Regions from separate parts of the Mus musculus genome. Here regions 2, 3 and 4 are each linked to region 1. A link is a loop called in an ENCODE intact Hi-C map of the cell type or tissue named here. Cell type or tissue: left cerebral cortex. All regions are shown on one strand. Each heading gives the region's core, and the rest is flanking DNA. Links, peaks and the distances in the headings are about the cores only.

Region 1 (7,339 bases), core at 1,445-6,444:
ATGGTTTTCATTTATCTTCTAACCAACAATAAAAATCAACCTTCTTATTTTTCAGAGCACACAGCCTTAATGGCATAGTCATGTCTATATATTCCTTCCTGACCTTTCCCTGATTTTTATATGTGCATGTGCTCCCCTGAGATGAACATCTTTCTAGTGCTAGGTAGCAGAATATGCCACCCAGAATATGTCACTTTGGCATAAGGATTACTTCGAGCTAAAGCACTTGAAAAACAGCAGCTGTGAGAAGGGCAGCCTAGCTCCTCTCTTCCTTTGAAAACAGGAGATAAAAACTTTCAAGTGCAAGGTCCCTGCCCACAGCCAGAGAAAGGAAACATTACCGGGTCCTGGCCAAGAGGTCATAGTCAGCTTCTTCTTATAATTACTCTCCTTTAGCCTTCCCATATAATTTAGTTACCTTTCCACAATTACCTCTCTTTGTTCAAATACAAAAGCACCTAGGTCTTGCGATGACTACTACTACTACTACTTCTTCTTCTTCTTCTTCTTCTTCTTCTTCTTCTTCTTCTTCTTCTCCTTTTTTTCTTTTCCCTTTTTTTTTTTTTTTTTTTTTTTTTTGAGACAGGGTTTCTCTGTGTAGCCCTGGCTGTTCTGGAACTCACTCTGTAGACCAGGCTGGCCTCAAACTCAGAAATCCGCCTGCCTCTGCCTCCCAAGTGCTGGGATTAAAGGTGTGCACCACCACTTCCCCGCAGTCTTCTTTGAAACTTGGTTTTGTTATTTTAAAAAAGGGACTGTGTCTCCTTCCACTTGGACTAAAGGTGTATACATTTATTTAATTAATCTGTCTCCTGGGCTGTGGGCATAGCACAATAGTAGCACATTTGCCCAATGTATGAGAGGCCCCAGATTTGACCCCCAGGACTGCAAAAACCAAACTAAATTTTAAAACTGCCTCATGAATTTAATTCTGCAGCCCGACCAGGACCCTAAGAAAGTCAACCCCTAAACAGAAACTAACAGTACCTAAGCACCCTGCCAGCCCCTGTGCTAGGTCCTTAGCAAACAAATCCCAGCTAATTCTTTGAATTCGGAATTCCTTGGTTTCAGATTGTTGGTCTGGAAGCTGAAATTTGGAGTGTGGGTAGCTTTTCCAGAATTGTAGTCTAGATTCCCTGAGGCCAAAGTTATATTCTTCAGGGTCACCTTGTCTACGTTCTACCTATCTGTTTCTCCATGAATGAAAGTAATAGACCAACAGGCCCCACAGGGTTGGTGTGAGGCTGAAGAGGCAGTGTTTGCAGTTACCTTTGCAAAGGCATTGACTCTTGCCTTTGCCACCTTCCGTGTTAGGACTTCATAGTTTCCATTGTCGGTTGGAAGTAGGATGCAGGGTCTGGGTGACCTTCTCATTGCAACTTCTAACCTCCATTTTAATAACATCATTCTGTGCCTGTGTTTTCTCGTCTGCATCCTGGATGGCATGGAGAAAGGTGTTTTGAGATTTAAAACTGTATCCTTCTTCCTGTGTTTTGAGTCATGATCATCTGCTGTCTGTGTGGGGGGTGCTGCTAAAAGATGCTGTGGTTTCTAGTCTTGGGTGCTAGCCTAGCTTCTGGAGTCGCATGGTTCTCTGTGAAGAAATTAACACAGAAAATACTGAAACGCAGCCTGATGGCTGACAGCAGCTCTCATCTTATTTTCCTTTTCTCTCTTATCTCTTGGCTGCTGAAATTGTTTGGCTCAAGGCACAACTGATCCTTCTGGAGGGACCTTTTTGCAGATTTTTTAGATCGCAGGAGGCTTTGATGAACTTAAATACAGAATTCAGTATGCAGGGAAACTGAAGCAGATGAATGGAAGAGTGTCATGATGCTGTGTTTTATTTAGTTGGTCTCGGTCCATTTTGTGTTGCTGTAAAATAATGCACAGAGTGAGTAAACTGGAAATAGGAGAATTGTCCTCCACTCGTGACTCTGAAGGGTGGGAGGACTAGGGGCCAGGTACCACATCTGTGGAGCATCACTGTGTCGTGAGAGGTTTAGAGAGTACAATGGCAAAATTGATTTAATCTTAACTCATTACAGAGAACATGGCATTCATTCACTCATGAGGACAAAGCCCTCTTCAGTGGGGGGATTACATTTCCAACATGCAAGCTTTAAAGGACACATTCAAACTGTTGCAGCCTCTGCCATTGCGACCAACCTTTGATGATGTCTTCGTAGACCCTGTATGGAATAGAAAGTTACTGCTCAAAGCTCACTAGATTTCAGAACACTTGAATCACAACATGGGGTGGGATTTTATATTAGCATTGCAGGTCCCATTATCAGAGTGCATTTTCATATTGAATTATAAACAAAAATTTTATGCTGCTTACATTTAATGAAATTTTAATAAGGCCATGTTTTGGTGTTATTATTCAAATAATGTGATCTGAATTGCTTTCCTCTGAATATATTTGCATTAAGGAGGAAATCAATTTGAGTTCGTTCTCTGAATAGTTTACCTATTTTCTTGGTAGCTTTAAAAAAGAGAGAGGAAAACTCAGTTCCGTTGTCAGTAAATGGAGAAGAAACCCATTTGCTGAGATCCACAGCAGTAATAGCAACAGACTGCTGATGGTTTGAGTTAATGAAATGACTCATTTTGTCTATTAGAGTTGCACAATTTAAACCATCTACAAGCCACACACACCACAAATTATAAAGGATGATAGCTCTTCTCTTTCTTATTGAGATTTTAAAGCTTATATATTAAGAGAGAGAATTAAGAAATTCACATTATTGCTACTCCCAATCATTGGTAACCTAAATTAAATGGTAATCTCTGGAGAGAGCAAGTGCCTCTGGGGTTAGCATTCCTCTAACATGTTTCTGCTAAAATTGTGGATGTGGGTCCGCGGCAGTTTTCCCAAACATGTCTTCCAAAAGGTCAGTCCACATTACCAAACTAAGTCACGTTATTGGCAGTGCTTACGTGGTTTCTCATGGTCATCTAACTGAAATTCAATGAAGAGAATGTGAACCTGAAAATTGCAGAAGTCTTGCTTTTAAGAATAACTTCCCTTACAGACTCAAGGGATTGTACAGAAATTAACTGGCCAGGTGGGAATGAACTCTGCCAAGGACAGATACCGGGACAGGGTCCCCTAGTCTGTCATGTCCCGCATTTGGTGCACAAGTCAACACTTTTTTTTATTTGGGGGGGGGGGGGGGTTCGAAACAGGTTTTTTCTGTGTAGCCCTAGCTGCACCGGAACTCACTCTGTAGACCAGGCTGGCCTCGAACCCAGAGACCTGCCTGCCGCTGCCTCCCAAGTGCTGGGAGTAAAGGCGTGCGCCACCACTGCCCGGTAACTCTTTTTTTTTTTTTCTTGACTTTCCAGATCTTTTCCTCCTCTCCCTTTATTTTCCCACCCGCACACATTTATCCTTTGTGTTCCATAGACAAACTTTGTAGCTTAAAAACTAACCAAAAACTATTAGACGTGTCTAAACAGGTGTGCCCTAGAACTCAACCGCACACTTGCCGAGAAGTTTTGGTTCTTGTTTTCTATTTATATGAGCTCATAAACACCATTCAATTCTCATTAAAACTGGGGATAAAGCCCAGGAGGAGCTGCTGCCAGCGCCGAGGCCCTCCGCATGCGCAGTAGCTATGAAGAGTCCCCGCCCCCGCAGGCTGGCTCCCAGTCGTATCGCTCCGCCTCCCGGACGCAGCGCGCCGGCGACGTGACGTCACGCGCGCGCCGCAGCTTCTCTCCCAGCCTCTGGGGCGCGCTCGCTCGGCGGAGTCTTCTGGCGGTTGCTGCTCCCGATCGCGGCCTGCTCTCCGCCGACCGGGGACATGTTGCAGAAGCCGAGGGGCCGCGGTCGGCCCAGCACGCAGGCTGACCCGGAGCGGGACTGGGGAGGCGCTGGCGAGGAAGGACCCAGCACGTCCCGCGCCGCGGGCGGCTCCTCCCAGGGCTCCCGCGCTTCCCTGTCGGCCCCGACCGTGGGGCCGCGCACTCAGAAGCAGCTGGAGCTGAAGGTGGCCGAGCTGGTGCAGTTCCTGCTGATCAAGGACCAGAAGAAGATCCCGATCAAGCGGACGGACATCCTGAAGCACGTGGTGGGCGACTACCGGGACGTGTACCCCAACCTTCTGAAGCTGGCCGCCGAGCGCCTGCAATACGTGTTCGGGTACAAGCTGGTGGAGCTGGAGCCCAAGAGCCACAGCTACATCCTCATCAACATGCTGGAGCCGGTGGAGGCGGATGCGGAGATGAGGGGCGATCAGGGTACCCCCATCTCGGGCCTGCTTATGATAGTCCTGGGGCTTATCTTCATGAAAGGCAACACCATCACCGAGACTGAGGTCTGGGACTTCCTGCGACGGCTCGGAGTGTACCCCACTAAGAAACACTTAATTTTTGGCGACCCAAAGAAACTCATTACCGAAGACTTTGTGCGGCAGCGCTACTTGGAGTACCGGAGGATACCCCACACCGATCCTGTGGACTATGAATTACAGTGGGGCCCGCGAACCAACCTGGAAACCAGCAAGATGAAAGTTCTTAAGTTTGTGGCCAAAGTCCATAACCAGGACCCCAAAGACTGGCCCACACAATACTGCGAGGCTTTGGCAGATGAGGAGAGTAGGGCTAGACCTGCAACTGCTAGTGCCCCAGCCACATCCTCTTGAACTCTTTGAGTTATGGTCTGAGGGACTCTGGAGATCCAGTATAAAAGAACAGGGGGAATGGGGGTCGGAGGAAGCTTGATTCTGCTACGCATAAAGGCCTTGGAGCGTTAGGATGTGTTGCAGGGTTTTTTGTTTGATTTTTTTATTATTATTATTATGGTTTGGAGCTTTAAATTTTCATTTAATTGTCTTTTTGTTTATAAAGAGTTTTCTAACTTTCTAAACCTAAATGAAATTGTATGATGCCAAACATATTCAAGAAGGAACACTTTGGTAAATTGCTTTGATGTTCTAGACGATAAAGAAACAGGGTAGCTATTATCTTAATGACTAGTTCCTGGGGAAAAATAAAAGTCTTTTTAAAATTGAAAATAAAATTGTTTTAGCTTCTTGTCAACACAGCTTTAAATATACATATTCTGTTGGGTGTGAGCACTTGTGGTCCCACGAAATCTATGTGATGTGTTTTCTAGCATTTTTATATTCATAATCATAATTCTGTTGTCCTATGGGTTCTACTTAAGATTCTTTTCTAGTATAACAAATACTATACTTTTGAGTCAGTTCACCATTATTATTATTATTGTTTCCCTGTTAGAAATTGCGGCTAAAAAGGAAATGTCATGATTCCAGACTTTTTTTTTTTTTCCATGATAAGCTAAGTCAATGGTGTTGCAGAAGTGTGTGAATGTGTATTAGAGCAAGTTGTAAAAATCGTTAGGTCTCCGGTTTATAAAACAGTGTCGTGTCGTATCGATTAACCAGGCCTGATTGGGAACCACACTGCCCAAGTGCAGATCCTGTTCCACCAGAAGAATTTAGCTTGTGTATCTGTAGAATCAAGTGTGCCCTTAAGGTGAATAAATAGGAAACGAGATAAAGCTGAGCAAAGCCCTGGTGTGGAAGAATAGTTCTTTAGAAGAACTCAGGGTGATGTCTGGTGCGGACAGACCAGTGTGAACAAGGCTACCACAAGATGAGGGGCACTTTATGTTGCTATAGGTGAGTCAGGAAACAAGTTCACAGATTCCTTGGAGTTCTTCATAGTATCTGGCCAAACACTGGGCACAGGCAGTAAGTACTGTTGTTCTGAGAAGAGTTGCAAGTTCGTCATCAGAAGAACAAACAGGGTGGCAGTGAGGACAGGTGACTTTAATCAGCCCTGAACTAGAGGCCAACTAGAGGAGTCTGTGGTAGCTACGAGGTCTGAAGGGACGAGAGGGGCTACTGACTGTTGGCTTGTGTTGCAGTAGTGTCCTAGGATGCTTTCTCCAGCTGTGACATACCATGACCACAGGCAGCTTGGAAGGTAAGGGTTTTATTTCAGTTGTAGTCCATCACTGAGGAATCCTGGAGGCTGGAAATAAAGTAGAGGCTATGAAGGAACACTGCTAACTGGCTTGCCCAGCCTGCTTAAACAGCTCAGGACCACTTGCCCCAGGGATAGCATTATCTACAGTGAACTGGGCCCTCCCACATCAAAAATCGATCAAGAAAGTGTTCCACCTGGTGGAAGCATGTTCTCAATTGAGGGTCTTTCTTTCCAGATGACCCCAGTTTATGTCAAGTTGACTAAACAGCACGAGGAGATCTGGAAATTTTTAGGCAAGGACTAGTTTATCCTTGAGTCCCCCTTCTTGGTTACTTTTTAGGTTAGTGTATGAGTTACCTTCTGCCCATGGGCTCCTGACCTGAGTCAGCTTTCGGTTGTGCTGTGCTGCTTAAGTTGTCCTCTGTGCCCATTGTCTCAGAACTGTCAGGTACAGTAATGGTATCCCGGTTTTCCGAGGGCTTCACAGTTTACTGTCAAGCTATTTTGTTGGAGATGCTGTGCTACATTAGAGGCTAGATAAACTCTTATCTTTCTTGACAGGTTCCAGAACTGCATATCATGCCATTATATAACTTTACATGTATGTGCACGTTCACGGAGAATATGTTTTTCTTTTGTGGGCGTTCATGGCTTACATAAGTTGCCTTGTGTCCTTTATCACAGCACAGCGTTTTTTTTAACCAGCTATTTTTGACGTTACTGTATCTTTGAAGTTACATGTATACATTGAAGTTAATGTATGCATAATCTGATTAATTCGCTTTGACTTCCTTTCATGAAGGGAGAGTACAACTTCCTAATGTCTTCCCATCAGGGAGGTGTGTGCCTCAGGAGTTCAAGCCAGAAGCCAACAGTTATCAGTGACACTTGCCAAATGGCTCCTGAACCCATCCATTTGCTCCCTCACCAGCACCTAGACAGTTCTTACTGTTTTTGCCAGTCGCCCCACGCTCTGCAACCCATGTGAACACTCAGCTTTTACAGCCCTGTGGTGGATGTGGGTGCATCGTTAATACTTCACTGTGCCATCTGCTCTCCTGAGGTGACATTAAGCATCAGCCTGCCTTTTACTCTCCATTTTGACCATTAGATTTTAAACAGCAGATGTTTTTGTTTGTTGGTTTGTGAGAACTCTTTGTATCTTCTGTGCATCAGTCCAATTGCAAATACCATCTGCGGTTTTTGGTTTTGTCATATTTTACTTTAATGTGTCTTAATTATCAGTATTGTAGCCCTGTATTTTGTAATACCTCTTTAAAATTCTAATCTTAATTATGAAGGTATTTATTTTTGAGAATTTCCTACTAAGTACTCTATTCACCTTGATCCCACCCTCCCCACTTCAACTCTTCCT
Region 2 (7,339 bases), core at 1,611-6,610, 200 kb before region 1:
TGCATAAAAAGGAAGAACTCAGGAGTGTGGAGGCGAGGAGCTCTTGTGATTGATCCTGTGAGCATGAGCAATCTCAGGAGCTGTTCATCCAGACAGACAGAGTGGACAGAAATGAGGTGAGCCGCTCTGTGAAGTGTGAGTGTGGACAGTAATGACCACTGCCCCTCTGTGGATTCATCACGGGCGCGCATGTGTGTGTGTGTGTGTGTGTGTGTGTGTGTGTGTGTGTGTGTGTGTGTGTGGTGTGGTGTGTGGTGTGTGGTGTGTGGTGTGTGGTGTGTGGTGTGTGGTGTGTGGTGTGTGTGTGTGTGTGTGTGTGTGTGGTGTGTGGTGTGTGGTGCGTGTGCATATGCATGCAAATGGAGGTCAGGGATCAACGCTGGGAATTTTCCTTCCTCTTCACCTTAGTTTTGAGGGAGCTTCTCTTTTCTTAGGTTGATTTTTATTATTTTAAATGATGTGGGTGTGTGGGTGTGTGCCCATGAAAGCAGGTGCCTGGGGAGGCAGGAAGAGGATGTTAGATGCAGTGATGGTGGAGATACAGGCAGCTGTGTGCCAACCGACGTGGGTGCTGGGAACCAAACCTGAGTCCTCTGCAGGAGCAGCATGTGCTCTGAATTGCTGGGCCAGCTCTCTCAACCCCTGGGGATCCTCTTCCTCCACCAGATACATGCTGCCATTTCTCCATCAGATGCATGCTGCCATGCTTGTTTTTTTTTTCTCCTCTTCTGCCTCTGCCTCCTCCTCCTCTTCCTATTCTCCCTCCCCCTCTTCCTCCTCCTCCTCTTAATGTAAGAACTGGAATCTGGACTCTGGACTTTATTTTGTGCAAGTACTGTATTTAACTGAGCCACAAATGTTCCTCTCTGGTGGGGGTGAGCTGAGAAGGGTGAGCCAAGTATTTGTGTGTGTGCTTGTGCATGTGAGTGTATATGTGTGTGTGTGTGTGTGTGTGTGTGTGTGCATACGTGTATGCGTGTGCCTGTGTGTGTATATATATGCCTGTGTGTGTATGTGCCTGTGCATGTACGTGTATATGTGTGTGTGTGTATGTGCCTATGCATGTGCATGTATATGTGTGTGTGTGCCTGTGCATGTGTGTGTATATGAGCATTTGTGTGTGTGTGTGTGTGTGTGTGCTTCTGTGTGTGTTTCTCTGTGTATGTGTATGTGTGTATGCCTGTGTATGTGTAGGAACTCTGTACATTTTGTTTCTTTAATTAAATACATTTTAAAAACTATACTCTTCAGCAGTGTGTGGGGTAGAAGGCAGTATCTGCTTATTCATCAGATCTGAGAGTGCTCTTATCAGGGAAGGTGTTGTCTAGGGCTCCATTCCATGATTTATAAAGGAAGATGAAGGGACCACTCTCTTATTTATGGCCGTATCCTTGCTTCAACCCCCAGAGTGTACTTAAGCAGGCTATGTGAAGCATATAATTTAATATTTTCCATCTTTATGCCTTATAAATGTTTCCTTCAGAATTTTCATTAGATTACATAAGTAGGTATTACGGAGTTCCTGAGTTTATTCACACTGAGCGCAGATGTGGAGGGAACATTCTGCTTCTTTGGTTTTTCATTTTTATATTGCTGATCTGCTCTGGAGGGGGGATGTGAGGGAGGATGCTTTAATTCTGTTAATTCAAGCTAGTTTCTTGGGCTCTTTCTCTGTCAGTGTGTAGCCCATATATTTGAGTTCTCTGCATCTACGGGGTGTGTGTGTGGCAGGGGAGGGATTAGAAGTTCAAGGCTTCGGGTCCCATCTAGAAGATCTGATCCCCTTGGCTTTTGTATCCATACTTGAGTTTGGAAAATTCCTTTCCATCCCATCAAGTCTCTTGGCCTCTCTGGCTCCCTCCATACCTTGCGGGCCTCCCTCCCCAGTGGCATCAGGTGGTGGGGGCGTTGGGGCTCTCCGACCTAGTCAGAGCTGAGGAATGGGACTGTGACAGCCTCTTGGGTCTGCACCAGACGCACTTGGCTCCTTGGCCATTGTGCTTGGCTGTGGCTGAGGACCCCACTCACTCACATAGCTCCTTGGCTTCTCCAGGGTCTTTCTGTGTTTGATGCTTTCCCAGCAGACCCTCGGGGACCCCCTTTTCTGCTCTCTCTAGGGGTTCCTTGACTCTCGGATTTCTCACCTGCCACCTTCACACTGTGGTTGTGGCCTTTCTGAGTTCTGCCCAGTGTCTGGAAAGTCAGAGAGATTTGGTATTCCATGCTTTATCTCACAAATGGCACCCCGTGGCACCCCGTGGCACCCCATGGCATGAGTGAGGCTCTGCTTCCTGCACATACCCCTCCCCTTGCTGGTGAATGGGCTGACAACTCTAGACGATTTCCATGTCTCTAGGAGCTCCGAGCTCAGGGCTTTCAAGGAAAGGAGGATTCTCTGGTTCACAGTTTATGGGCTTCTAGCTCCTTGCAGATCAATCCTGTTGCTTTGGGGCTGTCGTGATTCATGACAGGGTGTGCCTGGCAGAGCTATTTGTTCACCTCATGGCCAGGAAGAGAAGAAAGAGAAGAGGATGGGGTGCCAGTATCTACTAAAGGTGCCATTGCATCCCAGTAAGCTCCAAGCTAGGGACTCAGACTTTAACATGCAAGGACATTTAAGATCTATAGTATAGGAACTCCTATAGTGTGTCCCAGGTGTGTCTATATGTGTGTGCATGTGTGTGTGCATGAGTGTGCATGAGCATGTGCATGTGTATTGGCATGTGTGTGTGTGTGTGTGTGTGTGTGTGTGTGTGTGTGTGTAGCCATACGCCCGTGCATGTGGAGGTCTATGGTATAGAGTATGTTCCTCCACATTCTATTTTGGGGCAGGCTCTCTTGCTAATCTTCCTAGCCAGCTCGCTCTGGTGAAGCCATATTTTTACCTCCCAAATACCAGGATTGCAGGCAGGAAGCCACACCCACCAAACGTTTAAGTGGGTGCTGGAGATCTGAACTCCAGTCCCCAAGCCTGTGCAGCAAGCGCTGTCACCTCTGAGCCATCCTCTGGCTTCCTAGTTCTCTCCTGGTACATGTTTGTGTTTTCTCTTCATATTGTCATGAACATTTTTTTCTGTACACGTTTGAATACTTATCTGGTTATTTTCTTTGGATGAACCTGAAAGTGAAATCTTGGCCTCTGAAGAGGTACGATACTTTTAGCTTTAGATATATTCAGACGTGCTATCGGAATTATGCTAATAACTAGAACCACTATGAATAATACAACCATAATATGAAACTTTAAAATCACCAGAGAAAACAAAGTGCAGACGATCTGAATAACAAAGTTTACTGTTTAGTTCTGTTTTAATCTAAAGTCACACCAGTGTAATCCGAAGCTGTTTAATAAAAAAGCGGAAAATCTAAACGTAGGGTTAGTATGTCTTGATGCAGAAACTCCTGCAGTGTCCATGAGACCAGGTTTCTCCCCCGCCCCCACCCCCTTCTTGTCTGCCCTCACTGCTCCAACCCAGCTGCAACACTCTCGGGGCCCCTCCCCTCTCATCTCAGGGCCCCTCCCCTCTCGTCTCAGGCCCCGCCCCCTCATCTCAGGGCCCCTCCTCTCCCATGCCAGCTCAGCAGGAAGAGTGGCCTCTGCTTGGCAGAATTCGTAGCATGTGTTCAGTGCCTCATATTGACTAGACCCCTGCAGCGAGGACTGTAGAACATCCTGGTTCTCAATGGGGATACAATTCCAGAGAAATCTAAGCCATGTTGGGGTGTGGAGATGAGGGAGAAGCTGCATGCTTAGCTGGTTGGGTCTTGAGATGTCAGAGGTGATTGAGATGGGCCATACCTTTCAAACCCCTAGTAGATATCAAAGACTGGCTATGCTAAAAATATGTACAATGAGTAAATGATCTTTAAGGCTATTTACTTGTTGAAATCATACGATTTCTATGTTGGAGGAGGAAGAATAGAAATTAATTTTTAGCATAATTTATTTGTGATTATTAGGAAGTTAGAACTCCAGCCAATGCGTGTACTATATTTCTCTTGAATGGTGTAGCCTAGAGAGATGCCATCATGGTGTTCAAAAGTCGAACAGTTAGTTGTCTGTGTGGTCCTCATCCACTTCTTCCCTTCCTGCACCTTGGGGATGCGCAGGGATGCTGCAGGTGTACTTGCCTACTCCACCAGGGGGCGCTGCAATCAATTTCTCCAGTGTGGACCCTGGTGTGCAGATTCTCCTAAGCCCTGATGGTGTCCGTGGCCTGCAGAAGAGCTCTTTTGGAGAGGCAGCATATGCCGTGGACTAGGGGACTGTGGACTGGTGGATGCAAGGTGATAAGAATCCATAAGCTAGCAAGACCTGGTAGGAACATTCCCAGAAAAAAAAATCTCCTCAGAGCTCACTGCCTTCATCTCCAGCTCCACAGGCTAACAACAAAAGCCTAAATCTTGGGATCTTTGTCTCCTAGCAACAGATCCTCTCCCTAGCCCTTAGCCGTTTTTTTATTTTATTTTATTTTTTTAACTTTGTGTTGAAGTCTAACAGATATGTAGAGAGCTGAACAAATATTTGAGAACACAGCTTAATATGTTTTTACAAGGAGAACCAGCCCCCACCGATCAGAAGGCAGGATGTTACCTGTTTTCCAGGAGCTTTTTCATGACTCCCCAGTCATAGCCTCCCCCCCACCCCCCAGGAATCCCAGTTCTTGTTTTTAGCAGCATGTATTCATTGTGGCTGGTTTTGAATCTGTCACCAGGGAATCATACAAATGGTATTCTGTAGTGTCTGATTTCTTCCACTCAATGGGGTCTTCTGAAAACCTACTTTGTTGTATAGCTGCGGTTGGTTTGTGCTCAATGCTGGGTGGACGAGGCAGGGTCATTTGTTAGATCCACTGTTGATGGACATCTGGGTAGGTTGCAGGACGTTCTCTCTGGCTCGACACGGTCAGATGCATTCTCGTTCACAACCTCTGGTGAGCATACACATCTGTGTGGGTGGCTGCGCTACCTCTTCTGCCTGACATACATGGGAGATGTGCAGTTTTACCCAAGGAACGAGCTCTCCTGGAAACTGTGGACAGAGAGCAGTCTGCCTACAGTAAAGGGATTTAAACCGCCTGCAGTAAAGAGACATGCAAGGTGTTTTGGCTGAAACTGAGAGTCTTAGTGAGATATCAATGGCCCTTGTGGAGCTTGCAGAACTTCTGTCCCTTCTCATAACTGCTGGCATCACCCATTGCTTCTAACTTAGGGCTCTGGCACCTTTTTCTCCTTCCCCAGTTGTCACTCACTGGAGAATTTTAGTTCTCCTTTTCTGTCCATCTTTGTAGCTCTGACATAGGCAGGATAGAGGAACTCCAGTGAATTGTACTGGTGGAGCGCAGACCTCAGATTGCTAAGGAGGAGCAAGGTACGCAAGAAACAGCAATCAAGACACGTGGACACAGTAAGAGATAACCCAGGGGGCTAGCTGCAGGACTGTGCATCAAACACACACTCACACAAGGAAGGCAGAAAGGTGAAGCTGATGTCCCTGCACTAACAGCATCAACTCCTCTATTGCATTAGGTTAGCGCAAATAAAATTTATCCCCGACCTTTAACAAAGCAACATGGGTAAAACAAAGGGGTTAAGGAAGGTTAAAAATAATGAGCAAAGATTTATAAGGATGAACGGACCGGCATTAATACCTAGAGAGGAGGCACTGAAACAAACACGTCAGGGTATTTTATGCTAACAAAGGTGCATTTTGCAATGAAGAGAAAATGGACTCACTACAAATATGGACAATAAAAACTACTAAAAACAGTAGTAAGAAACCTACAAGACCACAGCTGTCTGAAAGTTGTGCACTTTTTGAAAACCCCAAACAAAGTGAATAATTGCATGAATGATGTTCAATGATGTAAGGTTCAAAGGATAATCTAGTAGTTACATACTAATAGTCAATTCTGGCAACACAGACATACCATGCGATTCAAGTATTGATGAGTCATTTAAACACCCATGGCAATCTAGGACTCAAGGAAAACATCAGCTTATTTAAAAATGTTGAAATTGTTTGTCTATGATCACCATTTTATAAAACTTCAGTCAGTAGGGGGTGAGTTGGACAATGAGTTGTTTGGTTAGTTAGCCCAACAATCAAGTAGACACCTGGTCAAAGTAACTCTTAAACCATAGGTGAAACCCATGTTAGGCTCTTCAAGAAATGACATCACCACCCTATGGCAAACATGCATACATGTATGCATATGTATACAAAGATACTTATGTATCCATAAAGGTGTATCTACAGGTTTAGTCCTTTTATGGCTAATCAAGAAAAAAAACAATTTGGGGGCTGTTGACGTGGCTCAGTCAGGCTGTGTAAGCCTGCTGACCTGAGTTCGGTCTCTGGTCCCATAGTGGAAGAAGAGAATCAAAAGCTGTCCTCTGACCTTCATACACATGCCATGACATTTACATGCCTGTACTCATATACATATATCTCACACACACACACACACACACACACACACACACACACAAACACAAAACACATAAACATACAAGCATTCAATGTCTTAGGGTTTTACTGCTGTGAAGAGGCACCATGACCAAGACAACTCTTATAAATGACAATATTTCATTGGGGCTGCCTTACAGGTTCAGAGATTCAGTCCATTATCATCATGGTGGGAAGCATGGCACTGTGCAGGCAGACAAGGTGCTGGAGGAGCAAAGAGTTCTACATCTTGATCTGCAGGCAGTAAAGAGGAACTGTGTAGTACACTGGGCATTCTTGAACATAGAGGATGTCAAAGCCGGCTCTCACAGTGACACATTTCCTTTAATAAGGCCACACCTCCTAAGAGTGCCACCCCCTAAAGGTCAAGCATTCAAGTCTGTGGGGTTCAAACCATGAGTCTATGAGAGCCGTACCTTTTCAAACCACCATAATCAACCAAAGGAAACAATTAAAAAAATAAGATGAACACCTATCACTGTAAACAAACTAGAAAAAAAATAATATTCCAATTGAGGGAATATATGAGGATGGCACTGAGGGAAGTGGAGATGAGACAGGGAACAGAAAATAAGAGCAGAAAAGACAAATGTGATTAAGATCCTGCCTTAATAAATCTCCCTCCCCACAAAGCAGACGCAGAAAGAAAACGCACCACGCTGAAAGGATGGGCGATGGAGGGAGAAGTGGTTACACACACGGAACATCTAGCCACTCCAGTGTTTTCAAAAATGATAATGAATTGAGGGGTTTTCTCTAAAAAGATACCATCACATCTAAGGAGGGCTTGGGAAAGGTGCTATCAGGGAGATACTTATAATGTAAAATAGAGCTGGCTCCAGCCAGTCATTAAAGCATATTAACGTATTT
Region 3 (7,339 bases), core at 1,092-6,091, 280 kb before region 1:
CTTTCTTCTTTAAATGAATTTGAATCTTCACAAAGTAGAGTTTTAGATGTATGGGGTCTTCCCTTACCACCTTAAGGACATCTCTCCAAGTATCCTAATTCAGTGCAGGAGGATTCTCTTCAGTCATTGTCTCTTTCATAATTACAGTAGCTTTCTTACAACTGGTCTGAATGCTTTACTGTCTTAAACCTTCGTCTTCCAAACAAACTAGTTCCATATTTTTCAGCTCAACATTATTCAAGGTCTTGAGACATGGCAGATTGCAGCCAGTTTCTTTGACAGAATGTATCATGGAACCTAGTTCCAAATAGAATTCTTGTTCGCCTCTGGAACCACTCCCACCCTTCCCTGTCACCCTCTCTTGCCATGCTGATAGCAATATCTTCTGGATTACAGTGTGGTCAGAAAGCTCCTTTCCAATCGCCGGGGCGGCAGGTGTAGCAGTATTTTCTATCCCACTGAACCCAGATGCAACTGACTTTGGAGCAATTATCTGTGTGCTGACAAAGTCCCCCGGAGACCAAAAAGCGCCCCCCCCCCCGGGGGGCCTGCCTGCTTTTACTTGTCTCAGACCTTCTCCCTGCCAAACAGTGGACTTTTAAACATAATTTTGACTAGTATACAATGTGGATAAGCTAAGTAATTTGCTCATTTGTAATGCCGATTATCTCTCTTTTGATGTCTTAGAGGCAAGGCTTCTGTCTGGTTTTTGTTTGCTGAGGTACTTACCTCTAAGAGCCTTAAATGGGTGGCTTCTGCTTAGACCCCCTAGTCTGAGCCGGTTTTCAGAAGAATGCCTGAATGGGCGAGGGAGGTGAGGGCAGTCGAGTATCACGCTTTGATATTGTTTCAAGCACTGACAAAAATGCTTCCTGAGAACTTCTAGATAGAAAATACCTCCAGGAAATTGGAATTTGTACTAGGGCGCTCTAAACACCTGGCCAGAGGCTTATTTCATTTTATAAAGAACTGGGAGAGACGACAGCAGTTGGCCACGGGCCAATATTTGGAGGTCATCCACTTTATCCTGGGATTCCCACCCTCTCTCTCTTCATCCCTTGGCCATCCAGTTAAATTGGAAAATAAATCCCATCCCTGGTAAGGTGTTGGCTGATAAAGGCTGAGCTATTGCCCCTTCAAGGGGAATTTGCATTTTAATAGGGGCTCGTCAAGCCCCAAAGGAATCAATATCTCTAACGCTGAAATTTCAAGCACCAGCAATTGAGATATTTTCGGGAGGACACTGTTCGGTATTTCCAATCCAATGGGGCGGGGGTTGAGGGGGAGGAGGCAGACAGGGATGGAGGACTCCATAAGTCCTGCCAAGAGGTCATGGAAGAATGACCTTTGAATTTCATCTTTTGCAACTTTCCTTTTCGGCCAGTCCTTCATACTTCCGACCCTGCAGACTCCATTCAACACTGATAGGCTTAAAGTTGTCCCATCAACAGGACCACAAAAGGCATTGGGACAACCGAATTTCCAGGTTTCCTTGCAATTTCAAGGAAGCCAATCATTAAATCTGGGGGCAAGAGGGAGTATAGGCTGTTTAATACAACCTCCATTTACATTTGCTCTTGTATACTGTTTTAAAGGCTAAACTTGGGACTTGTTTTATAAAACGCCCCGCAAAGGAGAAGTGGATAGAAGGCAGCTGCTTGCCCCAGGGGTGTCCTAGGTGGCTTCTAGGGTGATTCTGCACGAAGGCGGCTAGGCTTATTAACTGGAGGTCGCCACGCCTGGGGCTCAGCGCAGGAAATCGACATCCAAGCCCTTTCAGAGCCTCAGGTCCCACAACCCCGCTCCCACGCCTTGGCCAAAGGGTCCTCTCGGAGTCCTCTGTCCTTGCCGGTGTCCAGGCTCCGTCCGTCCTCTCCCCAGTATCCGACTCGGCCCAGGAGGAGGCACCAACGCGGAGGACACACCCGCGACCTCTCCTGCTCCCTGCCTTGTCCCCCCCTTCGGCTTCGGTTCCCTCCCGGGCCCCGGCGCACAGCGGCTAGGCTCGCTCCCGAAGCCCGCGGCGGCTCGCGCCCGGCACGGCGGCTCGCGCCCGCGCTCGGCCAGGGGAGCGCGCGGACGGGCGGGCGAGCGGGAGAGGGCGCAGCGCGGCCGGCGGGCCCTGCGCAGCGGCGGTGGCATGGGCGCGGGCACCGGTGCGGGCTGCGGGCGCCCGGCTCTCCGCCCGGCCCGAGCCGCTCGCGTCGGCCGCGCGCCGCAGCCTCTGCTGCTGCCCGCGGGGAGGCGGTCCCCGCAGCCAGCGCAACTTGCCCCGGCGCCTCGGTGAGAGGAGCGCAGCGCGGAGAGAGCTTGCGGGACGAGATGCCTCCGGCCGGCGGCCCCCGCACACCGCGTCCGCACGCGCTGCCCCGCAGCCTGTCCCGCCTGCGCGAGTGCCCGGGCCGTTCCCGCATCGTGCTGGCTCTCGGGGCCACGCAGATGGCGCTCGGATGCCTCATCGTGGCCGTGAGCTTCGCGGCGCTGGCTCTCACCACCTCCGCCCGCGTGCGCCACTCCTGCCCTTTCTGGGCCGGCTTCTCGGTGAGTGTCTGCGGCGGCGGCGCGGGCTGGGACCCGGAGCTGCAGTGGCGGGGGACGCGGCCGGCGCCGAGTGGGGGAGCGGACGCCCGGGTCTGGCAGCTGCGGCTCGGCTAGCAGTTTCCAAGTCCGGGCCGGGGAACTCCGGGGACCGCCGCGCGTCGCGCTGCCGCTCCAAAGCGTTGCGCCCGGAGTTACTTTTCTGAGGGGAAAACAGCCAGGCGCCCTCCCTTCGCCACCTGGTGGGTAGCAGTCGGTGGCTGGTGCCTGCCTGGGACAACTGCCCGGATCCCCACTCGCCGCCGATGACCGACCCGGGCAGCGGGCGACTGTGACCAAGGCGGCACGGGGGCGCCCGAGCCCGGTGCAGTACCCGCTGTGCACGGCTCCCTTCGCTGCGGTTCTCGCCGGGGGCGCGCAGGGCTGTGGGTCAGTCTGGAGAGGACCGACTGGTCCCCGCTCTGGCACCTCCCGGACGCAGGGACATCTTGTTTCCCCTTAAGCCCAGGACGGTCTGGCTGGACCTGCTGGAGATCCGGAGTCAGGAGCGTGCTATTTAAAATCCAGATTGATTTTCGGGTTCTTGACCCTCAAATGTTTCCTCCAGCAAACATTTATTAAAGAAGCCATTGGTTCGAGATGATTTTCTTTTCTTTTCTTTTCTTTTCTTTTCTTTTCTTTCTTTCTTTCTTTCTTTCTTTCTTTCTTTCTTTTTTTTTTTTTTTTGGTATTTTGTATTGTTTTGGTGAAAGTTGCTTATATTCTGTATTAATAAAGCATGGACATATGGGAATAGGGATAAATGTGGCACGGGTATTTATAACGATGGGCACTTGTTTCGAGAACTCTTGACATCTGTAACTACATTTGGTCAGTGGTGCACAAATACATTACAGTGAACCTTCTGCGTTTAAATTCCGCTTACGAAGACCCAAAACAAGCCTTGGCAATCAATGCTCGTCGTTTGTTCTTAACTTTTGTAATTAAAAAAAAAAAAAAAAAGTCCAGTCCTGCATGGCTTTTATTTATTTATTTAGTTTGGAATGGCCTTTGTTCTGGCAAGTTCCTTGTCTGGTTTAAAATGAGATCTTAGCCAAACTACCCTGGAAACAAGGATCGATACAGGTGTGGCTGTTCATCCAAATGGGGGTATTAATTTTCAAAGCTTATTTCAGACAGGGGTGGGGACTCATCTGGGAGAGCAGAATAGGAAGGCAGAACGTGTGGTCACAGCTCCCAGTGTTCAGATCGATGAGAGGAGGTGGGAGGCAGCCTCCAGGGAGCCGTGGTCCAAACCCGCCCCTATATATAGTCTCCACACATCTGTTGCTCGGTTTTTAGCATTACTTAATATGCGTTGTTTTCATGTCTGTCTAGTGGGTACTGAGTTTCAGCCTGCTGGAACCAGCCTACAGGTGGCAGGCTGGTGAATTAGCAAGGATTCCTGGCTCTTTCCGGAGCCTCCCCCACCTCCTCTGAGCCTTAGCTGGATTCCCTAGGGTGTTCTAAGAGAACTGATTTTATACACACACACACACACACACACACACACACACACACACACACACACACAGAGAGAGAGAGAGAGAGAGAGAGAGAGAGAGAGAGAGAGAGAGAGAGAGAGATTTTATATATATATGGAAATATATCTTTTCTTCATATATATATATATATATATATACATACATACATACATATATATAGCCTCAAAAGTAAAACATTAATTAGAGACAGTAGAAAAACACATACAAAATACACATCCCCTACATTTTGTTTCAGGAGTTAAGTTACATATGAAAAACAGTAATTCGGCTTGTATGTCAAATGCTGTTGTCTTCAACATCTATAGGTGATTAATTCTAGTTTCCCACAGTTCTGAGTCCTGTCCTGGCGTTAGGCTGTGGGCTTCCATTTCTCTGGGCTCTGGAGAATAGCATGAACCCAGCATAAAATGCTTACACATTTTCCCTCCTTCCCTCTGTCCCTCCCTCTGTCTTCCCACAGGCTTCTTTTTAACCTTCAGAATTGAATCAGCTACAAGTGTTTTGAAATTTATTTTTTTCTATGCTGGGGATGGAATCTCTCCATACATACTAGGCATGTGCTAGACTGAGTTACATCTCCAGCCTTTAAATCCTTTCAATACAGCGTATAGCAATTTTCACACGTTGTCTCTGCCCCGCAGAAAGAATGCTTAGTTCCAGTTGGGACAGGTTCGCATGTTGATGTGATCGTGAGTGAGTAACACGGGCTCTTTGCCTTCCGTATACAGCCTGCCCTTAGCATCGGCGGCTTCTGTAGCCAAGGATCCAATCAACCAGACACCTAAAGTATCCAGAAAGCCCTGTATCTGTACAGACACATGCACAACATTTTCCTGGTCAGTTCATACCCAAATGATAGAATATAGCAACCATTTGCATGGTATTTATATTGCATTAGTTATTCTAGGCAGCCTAGAGATGATTTTCAGGCATACAAGAAACCGTGTGTGGGTTATATGCAAATTGTAAGACATAGAAGGGATTTGAACCTCCGCTGTTGGAGGTTCTTGAGATCAGTCTCCCAAGGTAATGGATATATTTGCTCTAACTACCTTGAAAGGTCTTTAAGATAGGTGACCAAGATGGTAGGTTTTTATGGAAACTCACACTAGGCTTAGTGCTGGACTCTGCTATATGAACCCTCTGAAAGGATACTGGGTACTTAATTGCTGCCTCAAACTTCTTGATCATTTGTGGTTTAGACCTGGTGAAGAATTGTTATATCAACAGTTCTTGTATTTAGGAAAAAGTAATATGAAGAAAAACAATTCTTTTCTTTATTGAGCACTTACTATGTACTGGACCTGATAGTCCCTTTTATATGGACGATAGCCCGCTCACTGGCAGCCTAGTGGACTGTACCTCCCGGTACTCGGCCTTGGCCAATTGATTCCCTCCCTGAGTTTCCATCAGGCATCTCACTTGTCTTAGCCAGGGGAATGCCACACCAGCCTCTTTCAGGGGCTGCTCCTCAAGCAGTCCTGGCAACTTGTGGTGAGTGATCTGAGAAGAATAAAGATGAAATCAGTAACTTCCCCAAGGTCACTGAGCCAGGATGTGGCTTTGAACTTAGCTGCTCTCACTTTAGAAACACCAGGTGCCTAACTGAAGATGATGCTTAACTGTCCATGTGGCAGAGGGTGGACGAGAGCCTGCTGGTGAAGAAATTGCCTTGGCAAGGCAGCCACACCCTCTGTTCCTTAGGAAAACCCTAACCATGCCTGAAAGGTGAAGGGTCAAGAAATTTGAAGACACATTACGCTGGGGACATTAAGAAAACTTAAAAAGTTCTGTGTGTGTGTGTGCCTGTCTCTCTGTGTGTATATGTGTATTTGTGTAAGATGTTTATATATGTGGGTATTCATGTATATGTATGTATGTATATGTATGTTTGTATGTGTGTGTATGAATGCCTGTGCATATATGTGTGTCTATGTGCATGTGTATATGTGTGTAAGATGTGTGCATGTGTGTACTGTATGTGCTTGTGTGTGTCTGTGTGACTATATGTGTAGGTGTATTTATACGTGTCTGTCTCTGTGTATATGTGTAAGAATGTGGGAATATAGGTGTATGTATGTATGTGTATATATATGTGTGTTTGTGTATGTATATCTATGTGTATGTACATGTTTGTGTCTGTCTATGTGTATATGTGTGAATGTGTGTATATATGTGTGTCTGTATATATATATGTGTATATATATATGTGTGTGTGTGTATATATATATATGTATATATATATATATATATATATATATATATACATGTGTCTGTGTATATATGTGTGTATACTTTTATATCCATCTGTATATGTGTATGTGTTTGTATGTGTGTGAATGTGTGTGTATGTGTCTCTGTGTATAGGTGTGTATATGTATATATGTGTGTCTGTGTATACTCACAGAATTGCCACGTGGAGGTTTCAGTCCCTGGCCTCAGGCAGACCTGTGGCAGGGCAGTACATTGTGGTAGGAGTGTATATGCTGCTTACTTTGAACCAGATAGCCAAAAGGAGAAAGGAAGAGGAAGAGGCTGAGCCCCACTGTTCCCTTGTAGGTCACTCAAGACTCCCCCTTAGGCTCCACCTCCTTCTAGAAATGCCATGTGGAACTAAGTCTTTACCACATGGGTCTTTAGGGGACATTCTAGCTCTAAACTGTAGGAGGGGAGCTTGGCAAAGCTGGAGGCTGGTGAGGTGAAGAAGCTGTGGCCAGAGGTCAGTGATGAGCAAAATCTACATGGCGCTTTGATTCTGAGGAGCACCTTGTAGAGTTCCCTGTCCTAGGCTATACTGTCTGGCATGTTAGGAGATGGGTCGCCTCCCTACGCATGAACCTCTGGCACATTTCTGCAGTGACTGACTATACAAGAGCACTGAGCTGGGTGGGGTCTTGACACGTTGCCTTTGAGTTGAGGCGACTAATCTTGCCAGTGCCAGGACACTGAAGTCACCTGCACAGCCGCTGCTGGCAAAGCAGCTCAGTCTTTGTGTTCCCTTTAAGAGCGATGCTGCTAGAATTCTAAAAATATTCCTAAAGCAGTATGTAACTGTTGCCATAACTAAAACCCAGGAAATGTACAAACATGGATTCTCTTCTCCATCAGTGCTCTGTCGATCGGTAGCTGACATCACCAGTGGTGTTTAATATCCCTCTACAAACTTCACAGTCACAAGTATATCAGAATGCTTACACGTGAAATGCTTCCTTTTCTTTCTAGAATAGAAAAATGGGAGTCTACCACCCACATTTTAC
Region 4 (7,339 bases), core at 1,239-6,238, 93 kb after region 1:
CATTAAGTATTTGAGCCTTTCTTTCCTGCCAGAACTGCTGAGATGATGGATCATATAGTATATGTGTCTTAGTTAGGGTTTCTATTGCTGTGATGAGACACTATGACCAAGGCAACTCTTATACAGGACAACATTTAATTGGGGCTGGCTTACCGTTCTAAGAGGTTCAGTCCATTATCACAATAGCAGAAGCATGGCAGCATCCAGGCAGGCATGGTGCTGGAGGATCTGAGAGTTCTACATCTTGTTCCGAAGGCAAACAGGATAAGAATGACTTCCACGTGGCTAGAAAGGAGGGATCTCAAAGCCCACCCCTACAGTGATACACTTCCTCCAACAAGGCTACACCTACTTCAACAAGGCCACACCTCCTAATGGTGCCACTCCTTGGGCCAAGCATAATTAAACTATCACAATATGGAAATGAGTTTTTTAAGAATAGGGTGGTCACATGGTGGGCCACAGTCGGTCCAGGCTGGCTGTGGTGGCTGCATCCTGGAAGAAGTGGGCTGGCCCAAGGGGGTTGTGAATGCACCCTGTTCGATGGAACCATGATATTTAGGGGGATGCCTTGAAATCTTTTCAGGCTTCATAGTGCATTTCATTCAGCTATTTAATTAAAGGAATACTATATGGTTATTGGAAGAAGCTAAATTATATAGCAGTACATAAAAAAAGAAAAAAGTTAGTGACCTTCCTTACCTGCCCATGGAAGAGACAGATGCTAAAGCTTTGCAGCGAGCCCTTCTATTCATCCGTTATATCTGAGTGCCGATAAAGATGCTTATAAATAACCATCTTCCCTCCAGTCCCCCTTCCCCCAGCCTCGTGGTTGTGAGGTGTTACCCGTGGTAGTTTAGATTTGTACTTTTCCCGTGATTAATGATGTTGATCCTCTTTCTGTGTGTTTAATGGCTACTTATAGATCTTCTGCAGAGAAATGGGCTTTATTGTGCCCATTTTTTTAACATTTAGTCATCTCTTATTGCTGAGTCGTAGAGTTCCTCGTTCACTCTGGATTCACGTCTCTCTTCAGATGTGCGCAAATATTTTCCCCTCTCTCCCATTGGTTATCTTTATACTTGGTCACATCTCAAACCACAGCATTTTAGTTTGAATAAGGCCCAGTGTGTCTTTTGTGTCCGTTCCTGCTTTTATTTTGGTGTCCTGTCTCCCTGTCACCTAATCTTAGAAAATGAAATTATTTCCTTCTGAAAGTTCTGTAGTCTTCAGTTGATGTTTAGGGATATCTTGAGTTGAGTGTCACATACGCTGTGTGGCAGAGGGCCAGTTTTGTGTGGTTCCTAGCACCTTTTCTTGAAATGCAAGTAGTAATAGTTGACTAGTGTCACTGGGTGGTAGTGAGTTGACCACAGATGTATGGTTTTACTGGGGGCCCTCGGTTCTAGTTCATCAGTCTTCCGTCTACCTTTATGGCTATCCCATGGAGCCTTGGTTACCATGTTACAAGAGCTTTTAAGAGAGTCCTCCAGCTTCATCTCTCCTCAAGATGGTTGTGAAAATTCTGTCCCCCTGTATCCTCTATGAATTTCAGAATCGGTATGACAATTCCTGAAAAATAATCACACTGAGGTTGTATTAAATCTGTGTGGCAGTTCTGCCACGAGCCGCTCACCACAATCTCAGTGTCATCGTCCCTTGTTTTGACATCTCAGTTCTGGCTGCATTTCCATCAGTGAGCTCGGCTGTGTCTCGTGGGTACTTGCCAATCATCCATCCTTCTGTTGTTTTTACTTCTCAAATTGAGAAGTATTATTTAAGTATGCATGCCTCTGTGTGTCTAAGTGTGTCAATGTGTGTATGTGTGTATGTTTGTCTGTGTATATGTGTCTGTGCGTGGGTGTGTCTATGTATGTAGGGAGGGTGTGTGTCTGTGTGTCTGTGTATGTTTGTGCCTCTATGCATGTCTGTATGTGTGTATATGTCTGTCTGTATGTACATATGAATCTGTGTATCTGTGTGATACTGGAGATTGGACCCCAGGTCATGGACATGTTTGACAAGTGCCATACCAAAGCCACAGCTCCTCTAAGAAGTACTAATTCATGACAAGAACAGTATGGGGCAGCCGACCCTGTAAACATTTTGCAGGCTCCTGGTGCCCACTTCTGATAACCAAAGGCTGCTTTTTCTCTCTAAAGGCTGCTTTCAGAGAGACCTGTAGGGTACTTCGGATACACGCACCCAGCTCCTGCTGCCGAGTGTAAACGCCTTCCATAACTACTGTCTCCACGGAGGTGCTGGGCTGAGTCCCAAATGTGTGGCACAGACTGACACATTTTATTTGCTCTGTGGCCTTCCTAGCTGATTTTCAGAGCCACTGGGCTCCTGGAGTTTGCTCTGTAGTTTGTATAGGCAGCTCAAGGTCTTTACCACACCCCGGAGCTCAGCGGCACCGTTAGGACTTTAGAATTCTAAGTACCCACATCTTCCTTATAATTTAAATGCGTGTTGGGGATAATTAGCTGCAGTTAGAACTAACATCATGAATGCCTGAGACAGCAAGCGTTACTCCTGTTGTCAGAACCACTGAAGCCCAGACACTCTAACGTGCAGAAATATTAGCTGCCTGATGATACAATTCCGTTTTTTGACATAGCTCAGTAGAGATGGCGTTTGTTTTTTTTACCTCCTAAGTGTCTCCAGTGTCGTTTCTGGTTTTGTTTGTAAAAGTAATTTCGTCCCCCTCCCCCCACCCCCGTTTCCCTCAGAGCCACCTTCGCCTCAGAGGCATCCTCAGCTGTTACATAGCTTAGTTTGTCACAGTCATCTCATAGGATTGCTCTGTGTTCTCACCTCTGCTCACAGGGTTCATTAAGTAGAACCCCCTAGGAAAGGGCAGGTGGGTGTTCGCTTTGCATAGGCCTAATAAGTGTGAGCATGGAACTAGAAGGTGCGTGGGACTCTCAAGGTCATACCCCACCCGCAGGAGTTTGCTATCCAGAGAGAGCCAGAGTGCCAAAGGAAAGCTGGGGACAGCCTCTGTTCCTGGGGGTGGGGGGAGCTGGAAGGCAGTGCTGAACAGGCGCCAGGCAAATCCCACCAGGAGACATCCAGACTTTTGCCGACCAACCCCGCTCTTCACCTTGTTCCCTGCAGCAGATCAGACATGGAGACACCAGACAGAGCTAGAGACTATGACAGAGGCTTCCGTTTGAGCCTTTTGATGCTGCTGAGTGAATCTGTGACAGAGGATGGCATTTCATATTACAATCCTGGTAGCTCCAAGCAAAGGGAGCCTGAGACTGATAGGTCAGTAAAGTGCCCAAAGTCATGTGGTGCTCAGCGGTTGGCCAGTGTCTGTAGACCAGGCATTTGACTCATAGTTTGAGGTCCATTAACCTCTTCATGGTCTCCTCCAGTCTATAGAAGCTAGGCTGTGTGGGCCGAGCCTAAATTTAGGAGCTTTGTGTTGTAGGCCTTTGGAAGCTGCCCAGGGCCAAGTAACTGAAGTTCTCGGTGCCCCTTGCTTTCAGGGACCTATGTTCCCGGAAGAAGTCCCCTCCCTCCTAACAGACAGGACCTAGGGTCTCAGGAGCACACTGTTATTATATGAGTGACAAACCCAGGGTGTATCTGTGAACACCTCAGCCATCTTCCCACCCACAAGTGTACTGGTGTCTGTGTGGTTTAGATAGCCCAGGGAAGACAGAACCAGCCAGGACAGACAGAAGAGATGTCTTACAGCCCATTTCTTACCCTCCTGAGGAGATGCAGAATCACGCTTTATACCTGCCCATGTTGTTGTAGACATGAGGCCCCAGAGCAGGGAGCCTGAGTATGGAGGATGTGGGCTGGCAGACAAACCTTCCAGTCGCTGATGTTCTGCCTGGGCCTGAAGGAGGCCTGGCAAGTGAGAAGGAGCTAAGTTGCTAGAAAGAGGAAACAAAGAACGTGTGGTATGAAGGATGGCTGAACAGACCTTGTTCAAAGCAGGGGGTGTTTGGCACCGGCTGGAGGGAGGCTGGAAACTGGGTAGGATTCAGTGCGAAGAACCTTGATGATCAAAGATTTTTTTTTTGTTCCCAACAGCATGAGCTCATCTGGGCTGCTTTAAAAATAGCTCCTGCACAAGATGGAGGCTGCATCCCAGAAGCAGAGACTAGGCAGCTTGCTAGCTTTCTGAGCTGCCCTGTTGGCTGCTTCTTGGGGGCAGAAGAGCAAGAACACTACCATAGCAGAGAGGTATCCATCCATCCACTCAGCCAATGCTGGCTGAGTGTGTGCTGTGCTCCAATTAGGAAAGAATAGGGCAGTAAAACGAAGGCAGCCTGACAGTCTATGTAGTCATTATTTTCTGTTGCTGGGATTAAAACACCATGACAAAGGCAACTTATAAAGGAAAGCATCTTGAGGGGCTTACAGTTCCAGAGGGTCACAGTGCATGGCAGTAGGATGAAGATACAGTGATAAGGTGGCAGGATCAGTGGAGATGAGAGCTCACATCTCGAAGCACAAACAGGATAGGAGGCAGACAGATAAGTGGAAATAGGAAGGGAGTCTTTAAGAACCTCAAAGTCTGCCCCCATTGACACTCTTAACCCAGCAAGGGCACACCTCCTAACCCTTCCCGAACAGTTCTACCAACTGTGTTCAAACTCCTGTGTGAAAACATGAGGGCCATTCTCATGCAGACCGCCACCGAAACACAACAGGAAGTAACCACCTGGTATGTTTCTGACAGTTGGTTATCCAGGTTTGTGAAGGTGAAGGATCACAGAAAGGTGCTGAGTTTACGTGGGACCAACTACCCACTTAGAGCTGGGAGACAATAGGGATGGGAAGAGCTAAGACTGTTTTAATTCTCTAGCAGCCACTATGGGTAGGGCCTAAATGAAGCCATTGGCCAGGGAGCCTGGGAGATGTGGTCATGGAGACTTTCAGCACCAGCATCTCAGAGCAGAAGACAAAGCTCTCCGGCTTCACCTTGAGCTGCAAGGCAGACCCTGTCTTCACTGGACACACACTATCGGTGTGAGACTGGACACACACTATCCTGTGAGACTGGTGGGCTTCCTCTTAGAAAAGGCAAAAAGCCTAGGAAAAGGCTTCACTTGGCGCTGGGGCTCTGGGAGCTTCTGTAGAGATGGGGCCAGCACAGCCCAAGAGAGGCAAAGTCACTCGGAATGGGTGCCCTGGTCTTTTTAACCTTTGTCAGGCCTCTGTGTGTCGGGTGGTTTTTGCATCTCATTAGTTTTGCTTGAGTATACTTTTAGTGACTCTTCTAACGTCTGGTAGAGACTAATTAAAATATTTCCTTACTAGACCTCAAGAACACTTGTGCTCTCCTTACTTCGGAGCCATTGTGAAGCCATTGTGGAGCAGGCAGGAGATTTAACAGCTTCACAGCCAGAGGATAACAGCACACATCCAGCCCACTCACGGCCATCAACCCCCTCCCCCTTTAATTTCCAACAATTAAAGAAGCAGCAATGAGCCAGACTAACTGAAAGGGCAGGGAATGTGCTATGTGTTGGGAAGGCTGGTAGGGGCCGTTTTCAATCGGATGCGTCCCTCATTCAGATATAGCCATCAGCCCATAGCACACCGATTTCACTGCATTAGATCATATTCTGAACCCTGGACTCACCCCTGCTAGAACAGAAATTCTCCAACTCTCTGCCCCTGTGTCTGCACCAGCCCACCCTATCCCTGCCACCCACATGGTTCTTCCTTCCACACAGCCCTAGCATCGTCACTGCCTCCTATATATCCCTAGAATTATAATTGAATAGAGCCTTATTGTTTTGCCTTTTTGAAACACATCGTTCACTGGTCACCCGTTTTTGAGCCTGGATGCTCTCCTGTAGCCCCAGCCTTTGCTACCCCCTAGTCTCTGATGGTCCATTTAGATATCATCTGCTTCGTGAGTGCAGACCCCCTGTTCCCACACTGATTGGAGGAGTGTATTTGCTACCAAACCTGAGCTTAACTGTGTACAAGTGACTCTTTGTTTCTTTCCACTTACTTCACTGACATGCTATGTATGGGAAGGCCCAGAGCCCACGCAGTGTGGCTTATTTCACACCTATAGATGAAACGGTGTCTCAGGGTATTTCTGTGGAACATGCAATCTCTGGCAGGAATGACCCACGGGTGGAAAGAGAAACAAGTATTAGTACTTCTATTACAGCGATCCAGGCAGACAGCACTCATTTCATTAAAGTATGTTTCCCTTGATACTTTTAAGTGGCATCCCGTGTACCTGATTGCCCCACAGAACTTTCTGGAGCTCATGGCTAACACTCTTCACCTTTAGAGCAATGTCCTACAAAGTGTGTGGATCCCTAGACACTAGTGTTCCAAGGGGCCAGAGTGAGCTACAGGGAAGTGTGTCAGACATGCCAGGCTCGAGATACAGGCCTGAAGTACTTTGCAGGGCTTGGAAGGACTTGTGTATGGGGCATGTGTCAAGTGATCAGCACATGATAGGAACTTGCAGAGTGAGCATGCTCAAAGTCTAGCCTTTCCTCATGAAGTGCTTTTCTTCTGAAGCCTGCATGGCAAGCGTCCTTTAGCTGCACTGTTTAAGCATTAGAGTCACGGGAGTGAGGTTTCCCAGTGAGAACTGTATTAAAGAAGTTTTTAACCTCACCAAGAAAAAAAAAAAATCAAAGGTATTCTGCCTAGCAATGTGGGAAGCAGACCAGAGGGCAACTTCCAAGGTGGCCCTCTCAGAGCTGCTCTCTGTCAAGTGTGTGTTTAGTGGTCATGGCTTGGCAGCTTGAACAGTGAGGTGTGGGCACTTAGCGCCATTGGCCACCAGCCATACGAGATCTGGGATAATGCTGCTTCTCTGTGCTTTCCAGTTCTTCCCACATAGGTCTCACTCCGCCAACGCTGCCTGTGTGACTCCCCACGGCACCATTCTCCACCAGACTCTGGACTTTGATGAGTTTATCGCCCCCCTCCCGCCTCCGCCCTACTACCCTCCAGAGTACACCTGTACACCCACAGCGGAGGCCCACAGGTCAGTCTTCCGTCCGGTGTCCTGAGTCCCATGATGTTTGAGAAGGAGGAAGACAGGAAACATCTTTGGGAGGAGGGGTGGAAGGGACTAGAGTAAGAGCCAGTACAGATACTTGTGCCTCCTACGGACAGGGAATGAAGAAAGGAGCTGTGACCTAGAATACAGCAAAAAGGATATTTCTTTCCTTCTTCTTTTTTATTTTGTTGTTATTGTTCATTGGGATATTGGTGGTGAGATGATGGCTTTACTTTGTTGTTATTAGAGACAGAACCTCACTATACAGCCCCCCAGGGTGGCTTTGATATCTCTATGTAGCCCCCAAATGGCCTCATATTTATAATGCTCCTG

The links. Hi-C counts contacts between places; a loop is a spot of excess contacts. Peaks named below come from ENCODE experiments on the same cell type or tissue, not always from the same donor. Only the 100,000 strongest peaks of a DNase experiment are listed, where the experiment ranks them.
Region 2: it touches region 1 in a loop (2.0-fold over the local background); 2 of 42 quality-filtered maps call a loop at or near these places.
Region 3: it touches region 1 in a loop (2.1-fold over the local background); 2 of 42 quality-filtered maps call a loop at or near these places.
Region 4: it touches region 1 in a loop (4-fold over the local background); 2 of 42 quality-filtered maps call a loop at or near these places.

Annotation. Positions count from the first base shown.
Region 1 is chr7:64,869,392-64,876,730 of GRCm38, reverse strand. All of the region lies in intron 2 of Fam189a1 (family with sequence similarity 189, member A1), which reads left to right. Nsmce3 (NSE3 homolog, SMC5-SMC6 complex component) reads left to right here and starts at 3,691. Exons shown (of 1, transcript NM_023239.5): 1 at 3,691-5,049. The coding sequence starts at 3,813. The coding sequence ends at 4,652. In left cerebral cortex, for the core only: a CTCF peak has its summit at 3,732; DNase peaks (open chromatin) are centred at 1,558 and 3,672; H3K4me3 peaks cover 3,189 bases; H3K27ac peaks cover 2,184 bases.
Region 2 is chr7:65,070,584-65,077,922 of GRCm38, reverse strand. The region is part of intron 1 of Fam189a1 (family with sequence similarity 189, member A1); the gene reads left to right. Among named protein-coding and RNA genes, the nearest start is that of Gm32963, 27 kb to the right of the region's middle. In left cerebral cortex, for the core only: a CTCF peak has its summit at 4,133 (motif pointing right); a DNase peak (open chromatin) is centred at 4,172; H3K27ac peaks cover 420 bases.
Region 3 is chr7:65,151,307-65,158,645 of GRCm38, reverse strand. Fam189a1 (family with sequence similarity 189, member A1) reads left to right here and starts at 2,118. Exons shown (of 10, transcript NM_183087.4): 1 at 2,118-2,541. The coding sequence starts at 2,323. In left cerebral cortex, for the core only: CTCF peaks have their summits at 2,891 and 3,933; DNase peaks (open chromatin) are centred at 2,550, 2,873, 3,888, 4,623 and 1 more place; H3K4me3 peaks cover 2,557 bases; H3K27ac peaks cover 1,874 bases.
Region 4 is chr7:64,776,365-64,783,703 of GRCm38, reverse strand. Fam189a1 (family with sequence similarity 189, member A1) reads left to right here. Exons shown (of 10, transcript NM_183087.4): 6 at 6,831-6,991. Among named protein-coding and RNA genes, the nearest start is that of Nsmce3, 93 kb to the left of the region's middle. In left cerebral cortex, for the core only: no CTCF peak of the experiment used is centred there; DNase peaks (open chromatin) are centred at 2,265, 2,956, 3,291, 3,996 and 1 more place; H3K27ac peaks cover 3,450 bases.